2 separate regions of the Homo sapiens genome follow, and region 1 is linked to region 2. Evidence: chromatin contacts called from ENCODE Hi-C or POLR2A ChIA-PET data. All regions are on one chromosome and are shown on one strand. The core of a region is the stretch at or near the end of the contact, and the rest is flanking DNA. Distances in the headings are between cores, read along the strand shown.

Evidence for each region. A loop is a pair of places that touch in the nucleus more often than their neighbours do. ChIA-PET counts read pairs that join two places held with the same protein, here RNA polymerase II (POLR2A). Pooled maps may share reads with other maps.
Region 1: a loop to region 2 is called in a pooled map, with 5 times the contacts of the local background. The contact joins two enhancer-like sites. A Hi-C loop is called at or near these places in 1 of 168 maps with a recorded cell type or tissue (PC-9) and 5 of 50 pooled maps. POLR2A ChIA-PET finds 5 or more read pairs at or near these places in 1 of 52 experiments (activated naive CD4-positive, alpha-beta T cell).

What each region holds. Positions count from the first base shown.
Region 1 is chr3:108,860,752-108,865,564 of GRCh38, forward strand. No RefSeq gene overlaps it. Among named protein-coding and RNA genes, the nearest start is that of TRAT1, 40 kb to the left of the region's middle. Within about 2 kb of position 2,725, at least 6 of the 41 ENCODE cell types and tissues checked have a DNase peak (open chromatin) inside an H3K27ac peak, as active enhancers do.
Region 2 is chr3:108,804,936-108,809,819 of GRCh38, forward strand. No RefSeq gene overlaps it. Among named protein-coding and RNA genes, the nearest start is that of TRAT1, 15 kb to the right of the region's middle. Within about 2 kb of position 1,621, at least 2 of the 41 ENCODE cell types and tissues checked have a DNase peak (open chromatin) inside an H3K27ac peak, as active enhancers do.

The DNA of each region.
Region 1 (4,813 bases), core at 1,475-3,974, 57 kb after region 2:
GCTACTCAGGAGGCTGAGGCAGGAGAATCACTTGAACCTGGGAGGCAGAGGTTGTAGTGAGTTAAGACTGCGCCACTGCACTCCAACCTGGGTAACAGAGCAAGACTCCATCTCAAAAAAAAAAAAAAGAAAGTAATAGAAAGACCACAATTACTTTTGCACCAACCTAATACTTTTCCATGTACCGAATCTGCTCCAAACCACTCAGAACATTTGTAGAGATGAAAGAAAAGCCAGTTTCCTGTAAGATTAATATGAAAAATTCTCACATATGCATTAAATTGTTTCCTCTCCATTAAAATTTAGGATATTTTATCTGTAACTATGAGAAATTAAATTTGTATACAATTATTGCTTACTATATTCACAAGTTCAGAAGAAATAGTTGAAAGAATAAAATTGTAACTTAAGGAGATCAATTAGAAAATGGATAAGACATATGCAGATATTTTAAATAAATATTAACCTATTTTTAAAAGACCAACCATCCCTTGGCTATTTACACTTCATCTTGCTGTCTAAATCCTACTATCAAATTGTTAAGGGCAATATTACTTACTGTCGCTAACTTGGTATCAATTACCAAGTTAGTATCAGTTTGATCTAATTTATTCAACCTCAGCAGGCCTTAGAAGACAAGGTTCCAGCAATAGACAAATAAAGCCGTCTGCAGAGTTTAATGCTAAGTACTGGTTTGGGAAAAAGAACAAAGAAGTGGAACAGTCAGATTCTAATTGGGAGGCAGGAGCTGCAGCCTCTTGTTGCAGGGGATTTAGGAGAGCAGGGAAACTTGTTTCTCTGGACAGAAGTGCTGCAGTGTCCCCTGCTCTCTAAGTGTCTAAACCTTTGATTACCTTAAGAAAGAAAGACCTTTTCTTGTGCTTGTTGACATCTTCTTGTCAATTTTGCCACTCTTGTGACATTAGCATATTCCTCATTAGCAAAATCAGAATGTGGTAGATTAATGCCACACACTCCTTCTCTCACTAAGTAAAATCCTATTCATCCTTTATTCCATTTCTGCAAATAAAAATGAAGTCTTAGGCCTGCTTTTCACTTCTTATGCTAAGTAATGAAGTTCCTAAGCCTGGCCTTAAAAAATGCAAGTCTTCACAATCAACAATAGGTGGCTAAAAAAGATGAAGAGATGTCCCCTCTCTCCTGAAGTTACAAGATAGAGCTTTCTGCATCATAAAATAAATTCAAATAGTCTGATGTGATAAGGTATTAAATTAAGAACATTCACAAGAATATCAATCTTGCTTCTGTGCAACAAGGAGACTTGTGTGAATATTCATAACTGTTGCCAACTTCTTCTATTCTCTGTTAATATAAATTTGTCCTTGGAAGTATGGTTAGAAGAGATTCTTCTAAGACTTTGAAGACTAGTTTGTTGCAATGCCCTGTGATAATAACCAGAAGAAACGTGCAATTCTGATTGGTTATCTTACTTGCCCTTGTAATATTATAATTGACACCTCAGTGCTTGTTTGTTTGTTTGTTTGTTTTTGAGATGGAGTATCGCTCTGTCACCCAGGCTGGGGTGCAGTGGCACAATCTCAGCTCACTGCAACCTCCACCTCCCAGGTTCAAGCGATTCTCCTGCCTCAGCCTCCCAAGTAGCTGGGGCTACAGACATCCTCCACCATGCCCTGCTAATTTTTTTTGTATTTCTAGTAGAGATGGGGTTTCACCATGTTGGTCAGGCTGGTCTCGAACTCCTGACCTCAAATGATCCACCCACCTCAGCCTCCCAAACTTCTGGGATTACAAGTGTGAGTCACCATACCCGGCCACCTCAGTGTTTTTAAACAATATAAATGCTTGAAAGATTACTAGGTCATACAAAAAAATAATCACTGGCACTTTCTTTTTTTCTGACAGGCATAATGGAAAAGTTAAAGCCTATGACTGCAACTTTTTTTTAACACAGAGATGAAGGGTCTAGCTAATTTATCGGGAACAATATCTATTTAAATCTACCTAACAAGCTATTATAAGAAGGGGCAGCTGAGGTAGTAAAATGGAGAAGTAGGCAAAATGCAAGGAGCTGTTATTTTCAAAATGACCCTGTAAGGCATTCTTCCTACAAAAATTTGTGTAAGCCCACTATGTGCTAGTCACTATTCCAGTGTAATGGCCAACCCAGTGCCCAGTCGGTGTTTGGGGCTATCAACAACAGTCCCCGGTTTTGCATATGCACTTTCCCCACCCTCATTCAGCCACGTGTCTCACAGGAAATCGAGCCGTTCCCCAGGTGAGAAAAGGAAATCAAGGTGGGGCATAATTAGTTCAAGGGTATTGTAACAGAGCCACAGGAAGAAATGGTTTCTCATCACCTATCTGAGCACTTTTGCATCTGATATGACACCCAGAACTGCTGCAGTCATCTTGTTACTACTCTGAGGATGAAGCCAGAACCAAGAGACTGAGCAGAGAGATGGGAGAATACAACCAAAATCACTTGGGGCAGTTTACTCAGCCCTCACCCTTGCCTCTTACCCAATTAAGGGACAAAGGCCTGTGGATTTTGTTACTATATCCCATTTCATTTTTCTTTTTCCCTCATCCAGGCTCATGGCATCTTTCACCTGACTTACTACAATAGACTTGTGATTTATCTCTCTTCCCCAAGTCTTCTGCTTACTCTCAGAGTGTGTCTAAGACATAGCTCAGATTATTTCCCTCCTCTTTTAAAAAACCCCTACTGATTTTCATTGCTTAGACCAATTGTTCTCAAACTTCAATGAGAAGTAAAAAATCACCAGGGGATTTTATAAAGCATACATATGTGAGTCACATACTTCAGTGATTCTGACTCATAAGTTTTCTATTGGAGCCTAGAAATCTACGCATTAACAGCCTGGTGATTCTTATGTAATATGACCCTTGAATCACCATTTGATAAGCATTTATTTAGATGTGAAAGGCCAAACTGTTGCAGAACTTTCTCCTTAGTTCAGCTAAAACCGGGTTCTTGTCACATGACCAGGAAGGATTAGGCTCACAGACACATAGAAGGGTGAGGAGTAGAAATTATTGGGTGAAAAGGAAAAAGGAAAAATAACTCTCAGCAAAGTGAGAGAAAGTCCTGCTAGCAGGTTTTCCACCTCACAGATTGAATTCCAGGTCACCAACCAGGAACTGAAGAGGCCAGGCTCCTCCCCCTGCCAATGGCATGAACTTCCCGAGGCTGCACCCTGTCCTCCCAGTGCGCAGGTGGGCAGTATTCAGTCAGGAGAGGGCAGCTTCATCTGGGACCAGCAGTCTGGTTTTTCAGCCTTCAGGCCGTTTTAGGCTTGAAGGCGAGGTTTCGCCGGGGACCCTTGGTTGTCTCATCTCTATCAAAACTACTTAACTAGCATCTTATGTCTTCTTTGCCCAGTCCCCAAACATCTTTCAAATTGTATTCATTCACAGCATCTCCTATATACCAACCACACTTGACTACTGCTTCCTAAGCATACCATGCATTTTCAAGGCTCTGTGATTCAACTTTCCCTGCCTAAGATAATCTTCCCCATCCTTGAGATTTAGCTTAAACATCACAACCTTCATTAAGCCTCCTTTGACCTGCCCCTTCAACGGCATTATGTAAATTTGTTGTCCTTACTATATATTCCAAAATCACACGACCTGGTCCTCTACTTAGCACTTTAACAATGTGTCAGAGCCATTTTTGAATCTCAGATAAATTATAAACATCTGAATTAGGGCTTTATTTCATTTATCTGTGTTAAAAATTCTCGGCCGGGCGCGGTGCCTCACGCCTGTAATCCCAGCACTTTGGGAGGCCAAGGCGGGCGGATCACGAGGTCAGGAGATTGAGACCATCCTGGTTAACATGGTGAAACCACGTCTCTACTAAAAATACAAAAAAATTAGCCGGGCGTGGTGGCAGGCGCCTGTAGTCCCAGCTACTCGGGAGGCTGAGGCAGGAGAATGGCCTGAACCCGGGAGGCGGAGCTTGCAGTGAGCCGAGATAGCGCCACTGCACTCCAGCCTGGGCGACAGAGTGAGACTCCATTTCAAAAAACAAACAAACAAGCAAAATTCTCACCAGACCCTCCAAAATATTGGAATTATATACATGTTATAATATAACTCTTTACATTTTAAAATAATAAATTAGGGCATTGGAAAGATGAAGAGAAGAAAACATATTAACAAAATTGACCAATCAAGTTTGAAAAAAGAACTTTTAGAAAAGAAATATAGATATTTGCTATTTGAAATATATAAAACATTTGATGTTAAATCAGTTAAAATAGCTAGTGATTGATAGTAACTGAAGAAATGACTCAGTATGAAGTATAAAGAGATGACAAACATGAAAAATGTTAAGATACTTGAAAGAGAGAGTAAGAAGCTTTATGTAGAGGTAACTGACGTTCTTGAAGAGAATAAAAATGGAAAATTTGCAATATTCGAAATACCTGAAAATTTTCCAGAAATGATATTAAATCAATAAGCAGATTTAGGAAGTGCAGTGAATCCATATCTAGATGCTTTATACTGAATTTGCAGAACACCAAAGACTAAGAGATGATCTTAAAGTAGCCAGAGAAAAAAGGTCATTATAAAGAAGTTATTATTCTGACAGTTGACTCCTCAAATGCAGCAATACAAGCCAGAAAGATAATGGAATTTGATATGGTTGGGTTGTGTCCCCACCCAAATCTCATCCTGAATTTCCACGTGTTGTTGGAGGGACACAGTGGGAGGTAATTGCATCTGAATCATGGGCGCAGGTCTTTCCTGTGCTGTTCTTGTGATATTGAATAAGTCTCACAAGATCTGATGGTTATAAAAA
Region 2 (4,884 bases), core at 371-2,870:
TGCTATACTGTCAAAAGTGGGATATGATGGAATGGCATGTACCTGGGGAAAAAAGTGCCCTACTTTACTTGAGTTCTAATGGGAAACCTTTCTGTATACTTGAGCTGAGTTTGAGCTGAGTCATTGAGGAAAAGATGAAAGAAGCTTCATAAAGAACAGAACCCTCGCCAAGCAGAGGCTTCGGCAAGTGCAAAGGCCATAGGTAATAAAGAGTTTATCTTAAGGAGAGAAAAGGAGGCCAATGAGGCTCTAAAGGCGGGGTTGGCAAACTTGTTCTAAAGGCCTTGATGGTAATATTTTAGGCTTTGCAGACAATATGTTCTCTGTTGGAACTATTCAAGTCTGTTACTGTAGTATAATAACAGGCACAGATGATACATAAAGGAATGAATGTCGGTATGTTCCAATAAAACTTCATCTGCAAAAACAAATGATAGGGTGGATTTGGCCCATGGGCTGTATGTAGTTTGCTAACATTTGCTCTAGAGTAGAGAGCAGAAGAGAAAGTGTTAAATATTGAAATTGGAAAACAGGGCAGGGTCCAGACTCTGCAGGGTCTTAGGGGATGGGAAGGAGTTGAAATTTTAATCTCAGTGCAATGTAAAGCCATTGAAAACTCCCATTAATTAAGGGAGTGGCTTGATCTAAAATAGTTTTAAAAATATTATTCTGGAGGCTATGTGGGGAAGGGGTCATAAAACCCGTAAGTGTAGAAAGAGGTAGGGAGGCTAGGGATGATAATGCTTGGCCTGGAGGAGGCAGTAGAGGAATGGTGTGAATGAATTACCAGGTCTTCTGGCCAGGCATGTTGGCTCACGCCTGTAATCCTAGCACTTTGGGAGGCCAAGGCGGGCGGATCACTTGAGGTCAGGAGTTCAAGACCAGCCTGGACAACAGGGTAAAAACCTCACCTCTACTAAAAGTACACAAATTAACAGGACTTGGTGTTGGGCACCTGTCCAACACCAATTCCAGCTACTGGGGAGGCTAAGGCACGAGAATCATTTGAACCCAGGAGGCAGAGGTTGCAGTGAGCCAAGATTACACCATTGCACTCCAGCCTGGGCAACAGAGAGAGTATGCCAAGGTAGCAAGAATGAGTTCCAGATTTCTGGCTGGAACTAGATTTCTGGGTGATGATAGTGCTATTATCAAGATGTGGAAGATGGAGGAAGAAAAAAAGTTAGGTTTCAGCGAGTTTTAATTTCTTAATTAAATTAAGATCTACAAGACATCCTGTGTCACTCTTCAGAATGCCTGAATCACTACAAATAAAAATAAAGCATTTTTAAAGAAGCAGGTGAAAGAGCAAAGCAAGCCTCATATCCAGTCATTCACACAAGAATGGCTGGGAGGGAGTGTACTTAAGCCCCTCTCAGCAGATCACGATATAATATATAGAGATACCAGGCCGTGAAGCTACACAATCAAATGCAACTCAGGACTTTTGTTAAGGTGGCCACAACTATCACTTCCTTTGTCAAAATAGAAGAACTCCTTCCGCATAGGAAGCTGCATACTCTACCTCTTATCTCTGTTTCTGCACTGTCAGTAAGCAAAATGGTAGAGCAGTGAAAGGGGACTGATTGCAGGCAGATAAAAATAACTGGTGTAGAAAGACACAGGATGTTAGTTGTGACCAGCAAATGATGCTGCAAATGTGCTGCTACACATATTTCTCTGTTGGGCTTTGACCACATCCTAAAACACAACTCAACATGTCAATACGTCAGAGCTAGTTTGCTTGGTGGAGTAATCTAATCATAGGCATAAGAAAAAAAGTAACTATATTTTACTGTTTTGACTTAATTCAACTTAAACCGGATACTCCTAGGAACACTACTTCAGAAAGCAATCACAGAAATAGGGAATGAGTTAGTGGACTGTGAGTTAGAACACAAGCGAAATAATGTTTCCCAATCTATTCTGTATTAGTAGGTAAAGTTTTAACAGGTGATTTTTGGTCAAATATATTTAAGATAAAATTTAAGAAGCATATTTTTCTGAAGCATAAACTTGAAATAGTCATGTTTATGACAGAACATCTAAATGCTAATCTTTAACACCATTAAGGCTAATGTGCAACATGAAACCCCAGAAGGAGGGTATAGTATTTGATGTTTTCAAATTTATTAAAAATACACCACAATTTGGTAAACACATGCACCCATCATACATATCAACTATATATTTTAACAAAATCCTCAATAGAGTTACCATCCCATTTTATAATTCTAGGATCTGTTTGGATTATGCTTTGCTGCAAGTAACAGAATAATCCATTTTAGCTACTTAAACAATTATGGATTATTTTTCTTTAAAAAGCAAGAAACCCAGAGATAGATTTATGGCTTTTCAGCAGCTCAGCAACGTCAGAACACACTCAGAAGTTTTCCTGACCTCCTCCTCTTGGTTATAAGAAGGCTGCTGCAGCTAAAAGCACTGTAGCTGTGTTCAAGAAAGAGGAAGGTGTATTAGGAGAGGTCAGGGGATGTCAGCTTTATCTGTACCTTTTAACAATAAAACAAGGCCGGGCACGGTGGCTCACTCCTGTAATCCCAGCACTTTGGGAGGCTGAGGTGCGCGGATCATGAGGTCAGGAGATCAAGACCATCCTGGCTAACATGGTGAAACCCCGTCTCTACTAAAAATACAAAAAATTAGCCTGGCGTGGTGGCGGGCGCCTGTAGTCCCAGCTACTCCGGAGGCTGAGGCAGGAGAATTGCTTTAACCCGGGAGGCAGACGTTGCAGTGAGCTGAGATCGCACCACTGCACTCCAGCCTGGGCGACAGAGAGAGACTCATCTCAAAAAAATAAACAAATAAATTTTAAACAATGAATAAAACAAAATATTTTTCATAATCCCTATAGCAAACACTTCCTTGGGTCTTATTATCTGGAATCAGGCTACATGATCTACTACATCTAACAACTGTGAAGGATGGGAGGGCAGCGGGAGGCTTCAGAAAATCAGTGAATAGGCAGAGCGTGGTGGCTCATGCCTGTAATCCCAGCACTTTGGGAGGCCGAGGCGGGCGGATCATGAGGTCAGGAGAATGAGACCATCCTGGCCAACGTGTTGAAACCCCATCTCTACTAAAAATACAAAAATTAGCTGGTCGTGGTGGCACGCACCTGTAATCCCAGCTACTTGGGAGGCTGAGGCAGGAGAATCGCTTGAACCAGGGAGTCAGAGGTTCCAGTGAGCCAAGATCGCGCCACTGCACTCCAGACTGGCAACAGAGTAAGACTCCATCTCAAAAAAAATAAAAAGAAAGAAAAGAAAATCAGTGACTAGGTTTCTCATAATTGGTTTAGGTGCCTATGTTCCCCTATGTGGGTTGGGCACATTCATTGTTTCAAACAAATGAGACCACAGGGAGAAGTTGAATTTTGACTAGGCAACTAATAGCATCTGCTATACAGGCTCTGTTGTAAGACAAATTTAGTGTACCTCATTCGTTATTTTCAAATTGTAATGAACACTGTAATGTACCACCCAGATCCCCCTTCAGGAATAAAGTGCTGATTACCCAGCTGCTGGGAGGGTTTCTTGAAGACTAGCCTCAAGCTATCAGCTCCCTTCAGGTATTGCCTCAACTGAAGAGAATCACCTTACCAAGGACATACCCTCATCACTGGGCCACTTGCATCATCATGGGCCTACAGGAACCTGACCCCTCCCCTCCCTGAATCTGAATCTCTAATAACTATAGATAGCAGAGATAGGCATTTTTGTTACCACATAAATCATTCAGGACTACATACCGATTGTATTCAATAAAAGATTCAAATAACATAGAATTTTACAAAGTAAAATCTTTTTCACAGAAACCTTTCTTCTCTTGTTTTTAATTACGAATTAAATTACTTATTTTGATAGATCTATTCCATTTTTCTATTACTTCTGAATCATTTTTGTAATTTGTGTTTTTCTAGGAATTTATCTATTTCATCTAAGTGTTAAGTTTGTAGGAAGAAAGTTGTTCATAATATTTCCTTATAATTCTTTTAATTCTTATTTGGTTTGTACTTAATGTTTATTAATGTTGTGGATCTTTACAAAAAAACAGCTTTGGGTTCCATCCATTTTTTTCTGTTGTGTTTCTGTTCCTATTTCATTGTTTTTTGCTTTGATCTTTATTGAATTTTCTTCTGTCTACTTTGTGTTTTACTTTTTCCTTCTTGCTTCTCAAGGTGAAAGATATGATGGAGACTTTTCTTCCTTTATTATAGAAGCATTTCATGCGATGAATTTACCTCTAAACATTGCTTAGCTGCATACCATAAATTTTGATATGTTGTATTTTTATTTTCTTTTGAAGTGTTTTACAAGTTCTCTTTTGATTTCTTCCTTGACTAATCTGTTATTTAGACGTCTGTCATTTAATTGCAAAATATTTGGAGATTTTCCAATTATCTTTCTATTGTGGATTTCTAATTTAATTCTATTATTATAAAAAGGACTTATTTCAATGCTTTTTATTTTTTGAGACTTGCTTTATGGATTTTCATACAGTCTATGCTGAAGATTCATGTGTGCTTGAAAATAATTTGTATTTTGCTGTTCCTATGAGGAATACTCTTTTATTTATTTATTTTTTTTGAGATGGAGTCTCACTCTGTCACTAGGCTGCAGGCTGGAGTGCAGTGGCTCAATCTCGGCTCACTGCAACCTCTACCTCCTGGGTTCAAGCGATTCCCCTGCCTCAGCCTCCTGAGTAGCTAGGACTACAGGCACATGCCACCATGCCCTGCTAATTTTTGTATTTTTAGTAGATGCGGGGTTTCACCATGTTGGCCAGGATGGTCTCGATCTCCTGACCTCATGATCTGCCCACCTCAGCCTCCCAAAGTGCTGGGATTACAGATGTGAGCCACCG